Linked DNA regions of Homo sapiens: region 2 is linked to region 1. Evidence: chromatin loops called from intact Hi-C (ENCODE). Cell type or tissue: K562. All regions are shown on one strand. Each heading gives the region's core, and the rest is flanking DNA. Links, peaks and the distances in the headings are about the cores only.

What was found. Peaks named below come from ENCODE experiments on the same cell type or tissue, not always from the same donor. Only the 100,000 strongest peaks of a DNase experiment are listed, where the experiment ranks them.
Region 2: it touches region 1 in a loop (13-fold over the local background); 11 of 110 quality-filtered maps call a loop at or near these places.

What each region holds. Positions count from the first base shown.
Region 1 is chr7:45,916,290-45,918,789 of GRCh38, forward strand. IGFBP3 (insulin like growth factor binding protein 3) reads right to left here. Exons shown (of 5, transcript NM_000598.5): 2 at 924-1,150; 3 at 259-378. Among named protein-coding and RNA genes, the nearest start is that of IGFBP3, 3.7 kb to the right of the region's middle. In K562, for the core only: a CTCF peak has its summit at 1,477 (motif pointing right); a DNase peak (open chromatin) is centred at 1,492.
Region 2 is chr7:47,225,559-47,232,202 of GRCh38, forward strand. No RefSeq gene overlaps it. Among named protein-coding and RNA genes, the nearest start is that of SNORD151, 240 kb to the right of the region's middle. In K562, for the core only: no CTCF peak of the experiment used is centred there; DNase peaks (open chromatin) are centred at 2,443 and 3,283; H3K4me3 peaks cover 397 bases.

The DNA of each region.
Region 1 (2,500 bases), core at 1-2,500:
CCATTGAAAGGACAGGAGTGGGAAGCGGGTGGTGGAAAGGCACTAGGGTTGAGGATTATGGCCAATATAGCAGCACTCAGAGCAACAAGTCAAAGCAGCCCTTGGTCTGACCTCCTGAGACTGGCACCAAGTCCTGGGCACTGGTGCTGCACAGGCTCAGAGTTAGAGCTATGGCCAGAAGAGCCTGGGGGCTGGTGAGATGGGTTTCTCCTCTGTGTCAACAGAAGAGGAAGAAAACACACTGAGGACCTCACTCACCTGCTTTTTCTTATAAAATCCCTTCTTGTCACAGTTGGGAATGTGTACACCCCTGGGACTCAGCACATTGAGGAACTTCAGGTGATTCAGTGTGTCTTCCATTTCTCTACGGCAGGGACCCTGGGGATCAGGAAGGACCAGAGCAACAGAGTCACAGTTTTTACTCTAGAATGTGTGCTTTAAAAATCTTACGATGCTGCACAACTACCAAAAGTGGGACCTGTAATTTGCTCCTCAGATACCTTATGTCTGATGTAGCACGAAAGTCCCCCGAATAAGCTAACCATCACTCCCTGTCTCCTTTTTGCTCTTCCCAGAGTAAGGCACAGAAGCTGGTATGGAACCAATAGCAGGTCAACAAGCATAGAGGATGAAGTAAATAAAACTATCTTTATGAGAATATTTTTCATTATCTGCAGAGGTCTTTATGACATCCCATATGCTTTTAAGAGTGTTATTTCAGCTTGATCCTCATAAGATTCTCCAAAAGGGTCAATATTCTTTATGTAAGGAGAGGAGAGAGGTAGGGCACAGAGGGGCTAGGGGTTGCCCACCCATCAGCCAGGCGCTGGGGTTTGTTGAGTAAGAATTGCCCTCAAGAGGCTCTGAGTACCCAGGCTTGGCAGGTCTTGCCCTCCTCCTTTAACAAGAGGAAAAGCTCTCACATATTCTGTCTCCCGCTTGGACTCGGAGGAGAAGTTCTGGGTATCTGTGCTCTGAGACTCGTAGTCAACTTTGTAGCGCTGGCTGTCTTTAGCATGCCCTTTCTTGATGATGATTATCTTTGAATGGAGGGGGTGGAACTTGGGATCAGACACCCGGTGCGTGCTGGAGACGGACGGGCTCTCCACACTGCCGGCGCTGCGGTCTTCCTCCGACTCACTAGCATTTCCTTAAAACGCCCAAGAGAGACAAACACATGAGAGTCATCAATATCTATCACAGTCTTTTAAAAATCTTAACGTTGCAACCAGGTCACATGTAAATGACAATATTAGTTGGCAATCCAAGTGAGTTTTTTTTTTTAAAATACCTCGATGAAGTATTATTCCATCATACTACTCACTACATGGTGGTTGCTCTACCTCAAGAAGTTATCTGTTTGAAAGTCAATCTGACAGGTGCTCTTCCTAAGTAGCTGCAACTAAAGAAGGCAGACAAACGCTTCAGTGCCCCTCAGTAGGTGAAGGCAGTATGCTTCATCTTCCACCGGCAGGGGGCAGACCTGAGCCACGGGAGGCTGCTGCAGCGCCGGCTCAGAAATTTTGCAGTCAACTCCAAGTGTGGTCCTCCCACCCGCGGGAGCAGCGGCAGCCCGGGGACTTGGAAGAAATGCACATTCTCCACTCCGGAAACGCTGGAGTGGCGGCAGCAGTCTGAGTTGTAACAAGCCCTTATGGGAATTCCAAGGTTGACCAGTACCGTCCTCAATGCTACCAGGTAAACACGCTTATAAGAGCTTGGTGTCCAGCTCAGATGGGAAAACTGAATTATTACCTGCAAAGCGTTTTGCCTCAGGGGCTCAGAATCATGCAAGCATGTTGGTGGCTTGTTTTCTAGGTCCCCGTTACATCTCTAAAACTCAAGGTCTACACAGACCCTGTGCATCTTGCTGGTGCCTGCCTAAGTGAGTCCTTTTCACCCCGGGTGAACACAGCAGCACATGGATGCAGACAATGCCAAAGTCCCACTCACGGCTCAGACTTCTAAGTGCCAAAGAGCTTTTCCTTCCCTGGGTGGGGGTGGGGTAGGAGAAATCCCCCTCCAGCAGATCTCCCTTTTATAATAAAAAGTGCTAAATGAAGAAAGTCTGATGCTTAAAATGGATGCTGGAATGTTAACAGTTGAATTGGAATTTTAAGTATATGACTAAATTCAAGACTGGATCTGCAGCCAGGATTCTCACTCCATTCCTTCTTCAGAATGAACTTGGAGGGGCTGTAAGACCGCTATGGGGATCAAAGGCTACATTCAGAGCCCATGCTCCCAGGGCCTGTGGACCATGCCAAGGTCTGGAGGCATCGGCTTAAGTCCACAATTGAGAGTCATGAAATTTCTCTACTACAACAAACAGGGCTATAATGTGTAACCCTAGCAGGGAGCTCAGGTGGCCCATCTGGTCCACAGTCTATTCTAGAAAGCTACCTGGGGCTGCAATGATTTGGCTGCAGATGCTCTGCTCTCCCCTGGAAGTGGCTACTGGCAGGTCACTCACCAGGGCCTTAGGAAAGTCCCTCTCCTC
Region 2 (6,644 bases), core at 2,212-4,711, 1.3 Mb after region 1:
ACATGCAACTTATAGGGCTTTGGGTAAAAGCTGTATTTCCCTCCGTGGAAGCTGGGACAAGTCACAACCTCAGATGCTCACCCATCCCTGATGAAGATGTATAAATCTTGAGTCACTGCAGCTCCAGTCTTCTCCAGCTGAGCCCAATGGTAGACTTCATCTTCTAAGCTGATCCCTGGCCCTGCAGCTTGACTTTCCTCTCCCCATTTAAGACTTAAAATTCATCCTCTGTCTTATAACTTAGCAGATGCTTATCTCAGCCCCTGGTGGGTGTGGCCGTGGAGGGGCAGCTTTGTTCCTGTATCTGCTGGGTGGTTTTTTGCTGCATTCAGACTTTCCAGGGCCAAAGACACCACAGGCCATAGCAGAACTTGGACTCTAACCCAGTCATTCTCATGTCAAGACTGGGTTAGAGTCCTCACTATGCCACTTCCTCTCCCACTAGGCCATGTCCTCAGGACAGGAAGTCCAGCCTTCCTGCAGCCACCTGAGAACTAGATAGAGTAGATCTCATGAGGAAAGGGGAAGTTAAAAGGGAAATTCCAAAGTTTAGAAAATATTTCAAGGAGAGTAGTGTAGAGAAAAGGAGAAGGGATCCAAACATTGTTGAATATTTCTTTAGGGCAAGGTGATTTGATTTTTCATAACTATTCTCATTTAATTAATACCAGGGAGGCACAGTTATATTCCTTTTATAGGCAAAGAAACTGAGATCGCTAAGTTATTTTTGTTTGTTTGTTTTTGTTTTTTAAGAGATGGGGTCTTGCTCTGTCATCCAAGCTGGAGTGCAGTGGCACAATCATAGTTCACTGCAGCCTGGAACTCCTGGGCTCAAACCATCCTCCCGCTTCAGTCTCCCAAGTAGCTGGCACTACAGGTGCATGCCATTATGTCTGGCTTGAGATTGATAGTTTTTAAATAATGCTCAAAATTATAGATCTGGATTTAAAACTAAATCCTAATCCTATATTCACTTGACTCCGGGACTCTGGCTTCCCCCCACTGCAGCCCAAGAAGTAACCTGCCCAAAGTAAATAATAGCAACAAATAAATTTAAAAATGTTACTTAGCAAGTGGCATAAAACAATAAAACAGAGCTGAGTAAGGTGTTTGTGTTTAGTATATCCAGGTGTCCCCTATTAAGGCTCATCCCTCACCTCTAGCCAAGAAATCAAATTGTGATATTCAATTAACTGAGAATTAGGCCGCTCCTTTCAGGAACCTGCCAATACACATAATAAACACAAACGGGCTCTGCTGAGTAGAACAATGTGAACTCAAGAGTGAACAGCTGTGAAGGCAAGCCTTGGCTCTGCCTCTGACCAGCCATGCACATCTGGGCAAGTCACTTCCCCTAGATTCCATTTCCCCATCTGCAAAGTGGGCACTGCAAGACCTACGTCACCGGTTTGCTGGGAGAATAGCATAAGTTTCCCAGACCTCCAACCTGGGGATATTAAACAGGGCTATACCAGCAGCATTACCTGTATGTCCCTAACTCTTCCCGGAGAAACCACAGAATAGCCAGCACCTCCTCCAGGCACACCCACACCACAGTACACACAGAAACACAGTAGGGTGTTTCAGCATTCTTCCTTACAAATTCGCCAGCCACCAAGCACCACCTCCATTCTCTGCTTCTCTTGTGCTAGGACTTTAGGATGAAATTCACTGTAGTTCCCCCACACCCTGTAATAGAATCCATAAATGAGCCCTCCTGATATGTCCAGAGCTGCTGCTGGGCTGCCTCCTGCCACTGCTGCCCTGTCCTGCTGGGCCTTCCCACCTCCTAGGGCATCTCCATGGGACACGGGAATCCACTAAAGCTCATGCTTGTGCCAAGATGGTGCTGTGGGACCCCACCCCATGCCCTGATCCCTGCAGAAGGGAGAGGAAATGCCCTCCTTCTCCACACCAGGTTACACATGGGTGCACGGTCCCCTGTGTCTTGCAAAGTGTTTGTGAACACACATTCTCAGTTTCTCCTCATGACCCTCCCATTCCCAGGATCCTGCCAGATGTCCTCAGGACCTGAGCTGGGGGATCGATTCTAGAGAGGACACCATACTCTGATCAGAATTGCCCTGGCTCCACACCAGTCCAGTCCTCCAGCTTCCTCTTTCCTTGCGGGGGAGGGTCCCCCACTGCTGTTTCTCCTACGGGGAGATGGAGGGAGCTGGAAAAGAGATGAACAGATGAACTCTGCCCTCATCATCCTGAGAAGCCCTTCCCTGCTGCCCCACTGCAACTCTGAGTCCCATACCAACAAGGGCAGAAAGTTGGCAAGGCCACGGAGCCCCTGGCCTTCGCTAGTCAGGGGATGTCTCCTGGAGAATACACAGCCGCTGCTCAACTGTCATGGCAATAAATAACCCAACCACAACTGTCCCCTGGCCTGCCTCCTGGTGAGAAACACTCATTCCCGGCAGGGACACAGGCTCTGAGAGAGCCTCTGTCTCCCAGGAGACTGCTGAGGAGGGTGTTTCCAGGGTCCTGTGGGCTAAGTGACTCATCACCCACAGAGCCCCAGAGGCCGGCTGTTTGCAGCTGGAACTGGGTCTCCTGAGATCCAGAGCAATGGAGGGCAGTACCCTCGGCCCTGTGTCAGGTCACAAAGGAGTTCTGGAGTTGGATGGTGGTGATGGCTGCACAACAGTGGGAACGTCCTTAATACCATTGAACCACACGCTTAAAACGGGCTACCATGGTAAACATTATGTATATGTTATCACAATTACTTAAAATATTTGAATTCAGAGAGAAAAATACATAATATATAAGAAATATTATATATATAATGTATATACACCAATATTCATAAATAATCTGACTAGTAATTTACAAGGGATCTTTTTACTTTTCTGTATTTTCTGAGTTTTTCTTTTAGTTTGCTTGTAGTACCTTTGTAATAAGATCAATAACAAGAATTGTTCATTAGAATTAACAGTTATAACAATAAGCCTTTTCAAAGAAGCACTTTCAAAAATCCTTCCTGTGTATTTCTCCTGTCAATCACTTGTTCAGTGGCTGGAACACAGACATGTCTGAGGGGCTCACTGCCCTCTCTCACCAACCATGGCTACCAGAGTGACCAATAAAGGGGCCTGGGCAACGGTTCCCTCAGACCATCCTTCCCTGCTCCGAACCCTTCACCGCCCTGCCCAGCTCCAAGATGTCTCCACCTGCAGCCTCGCCTCCCTTCTCCTCCAGCCTCGCCTCCCTCCTCCTGCAACCTCCCTTCCCTCCACCTCCAACCCCGCCTCCCTCCACCTCCAAACCCGCCTCCCTCCTCCTCCGGCCCCACCTCTCTCCTCCTCCAGCCCCGCCCACCTCCACCTACAACCCCGCCTCCCTCCAACCTTGCTTCCCTCCACCTCCAACCCCGTCTCCCTCCAAACCTGCCTCCATCCTCCTCCAGTCCTGCCTTCCTCCTCCTCTGATCAGCCTCCCTCCTCCTCAACTCCTTAACTCATGATGGATCGTAAGCCTAAATGGAAAACGTAAAGTGTAAAACCTTTAGAATCAAACACAAAAAAATATTGTGTGAACTTAGATTAGGCCAAGAGTTATCAGATATGACTCCGAAAGCAAGACCCACAAAAGAAAAATTACTAAGTTGGATTTTATCAAAATTTTACCTTTTATGATTCAAAAGACACTGTTAAGAACATAAAAGTGATAAGCCAGAGAATGAAAGAAAATACTTGCAAGTCATATATCTGACAAAGGACTTATATCTGGAATATAAAAAGAATATTCAAAGCTCTACAATAAGAAAACAGCCCAACTTTCTTTTTAAAAAAAGGGCAAAGGATTTAAACAGATATTTCACCAAAGACAAGATATCAAATGGCAAATAAGCACATAAAAAGATTGTAAACATTAAGAAAATCAAAACTAAAACCACAATGATATATAACTGCACATCTGTTAGCATGGGGAAAAAAAGGCTGACAACACTGCATGCTAGAGAGAATATAGCAAAACAGGAGCTTGGCTGGGTGCAGTGGCTCACACCTGTAATCCCAACACTTTAGGAGGTTGAGGAGGGCGGATCACCTGAGTTCAGGAGTTAGAGACCAGCCTGACCAACATGGTGAAACTCCGTCGCTACTAAAAATACAAAAATTAGCCGGGCATGGTGGTGGGAGCCTGTAATCCCAGCTACTCGGGAGGCTGAGCCAAGAGAATCACTTGAACCCAGGAGGCAGAGGTTGAAGTGAGCTGAGATTGCACCACTGCACTCCATCTAGCCTGGGAAAGAAAGAAAAACAGTATCTCTAATTCATAGCTGAAGGGAAAGCAAAATGGTGCAGCCACTTTGGCCAACAGTTTCACACTTTATTACATTTTCCACGCTCTTAGATGAAACCACACAGGTCAGTGAATGGCCAGATCAGGTGAGGTTTGAGGGGAGAGCTTTGCAATCTTCACCATGTGACTTCCATCCCTAGGTTTGCATATTCCTACTTCCCAGCCAATAGGAAGAAGGGAAAACAGAAAGTGAAGTGAAAACAGCTTTATCATAAAAACAAAAAGGTAAAAAGAAAAAGTCAAAAACATCAATATTTGAAGATGATATGATCATGCACATAGAAAACACAAGAGGATCAATAAACTATTGAAAATAGCAAGAGAACTTAGCAAGGTTTATGGAAATAGGAGCAATATACAAAATTAATAGCATTTCTCCACACTTTAATTTTTTTTAACTGAGAAAGTAGAATAAAAAATAAACTACACATTTAAAATGCCAACCATGGCCAGGTGTGGTGGCTCACACCTGTAATCCTAGCACTTTGGAAGGCCGAGGCAGTAGGGTCGCTTGGGCCCAGGAGTTTGAGACCACCCTGGGCAACATAGCGAGACCCCGATCTCTATTTTCTTAAAAAAAGGAAAAAGAAACAAAAAATTTAAAAATTAAAAGACTAAAATACCAACCAAAACTATAGAAATACCAACCAAAACTATAGAGAACCTCAGAATCCACCTAAAAATACAGAAGGTAGTTACTGATGTATTCGACTACATCAAAGTTGAAAACATCTTTTCAAAAACAAAGTTAAAAATCAAATGGTCTCCTGGGAGATGGGTATTTTTAAAGCCTACAGCAAACAGTATCTAGGTTCTGGATGTATACAGTATCTAAAATGCACAGATAATTCTTACAAATCAAAAAAGAGAGAGAAGAAATATATTAGAAAAGTGAACAAAAGATAAAAATTGACAATTGAGAGAAGCAACCTGAATAACTAACAAGTATATGAAGAGGACCCTGATTCATTAGTAATAACAAAAGCACACATTTAAATAATGACAACATACTACTTTGTGTAAAGTATAGAGAAGACGTGAGTAGACAGGTCCCTGTGCTCTGCTGGTGTGAGTGTGGAGTGGCATGCTGCTCTGCACAACAGCGGGGCTATACTTGGTGAGTTTACAGATGCATCTGCCGCACAACCAGCCATCCCACTCCTCATTATAGGTCACACAGAAGCCCTCGCACACACCCATGACAGCATGCATTGCAGCCCTCAGCGGTAACAAGGAACTAAAGGCCACTTAGGCTGCCAGTACAGCCAAGGAGGAGGGAGAAGGGAGCAAGGAGGAGGGAGAAGGCAGGAGCCATCAGTATGTCCAGAGATTGCTATGTGGCCCTGGAAACACCAAGTCTGGGGATGATCGGGTGTGGGATAAATCAGGGGAGGGTGATGAGTGGAGCTCATTCTCCCACACTCCCTTCAGATCAAACTGATTTGGGAGCACCATGGAATGAGAACAATGTCAAATGATGTGTGAGGAAAGAGATTCACATAAGGAGAATATTTGCAGTCTTATGGCCACAGCAGTTTAAAAGCTAGAGACAGTTAACCTGGAGAACAGATTTTAAAGGACAGACATTACCATAAAAAAAGATAAAGTCACTTTATTACCTCTGTCTCTACATACAGTAACAGTGAGGTATGGAGATGTACATTTTAGCTCAGTAACAGAATGTATTGTCTAGAATCAGCAACATCAAATGGACAAAGGAAAATCCAGCAGCTCTCAGCAGGTTGCCAGAAACAGGCCATGCCATGAGGCCTGGGCAGACTCCTGAGACATGAAGAGATTGCAGTCATGTCCACGGCAGCAGCAGCAGCAGCATCTCTTGCATTGGTCAATGTCTGCTTGGATTCAAAATGGTGTTAGTTGCTTTACACATAATAATCTCAGTCTACAAATTGCTACACCTGCAAAACCCATTCTGCAGATGAGTAAACTGAGAGTTAGAAAATGCACTTGCAGAACTCAGATTTGAAGTCACTCCTTTGACTGCAGTCTATCTTCTTCCTGTTTGGAAGACCTATCTAGATAGGCTTAGCTTCAGCATCTCAAAGGCACAGAGAAAACAGCCCTGCAGGATCTCATGCAAGAAATATGGGTTAAGGGGCATAGTTCCAAGAGTACCAGCCAGGATCTGTATGACCCTGGCTGGATGGTGACAGACTTGAACATCAGCAGAGACAGGAGTGGCATAATCCTCATGCCTCCCCACTCCCGGAACTGGCATGGCAGGCATAAGCTGAATGGAGGGCCAGGGAGTGGTCAGCCCTCTGGAAATCACAGACCAACCCTCCTTCAGCCTTGGCTGGAAGGAAGCA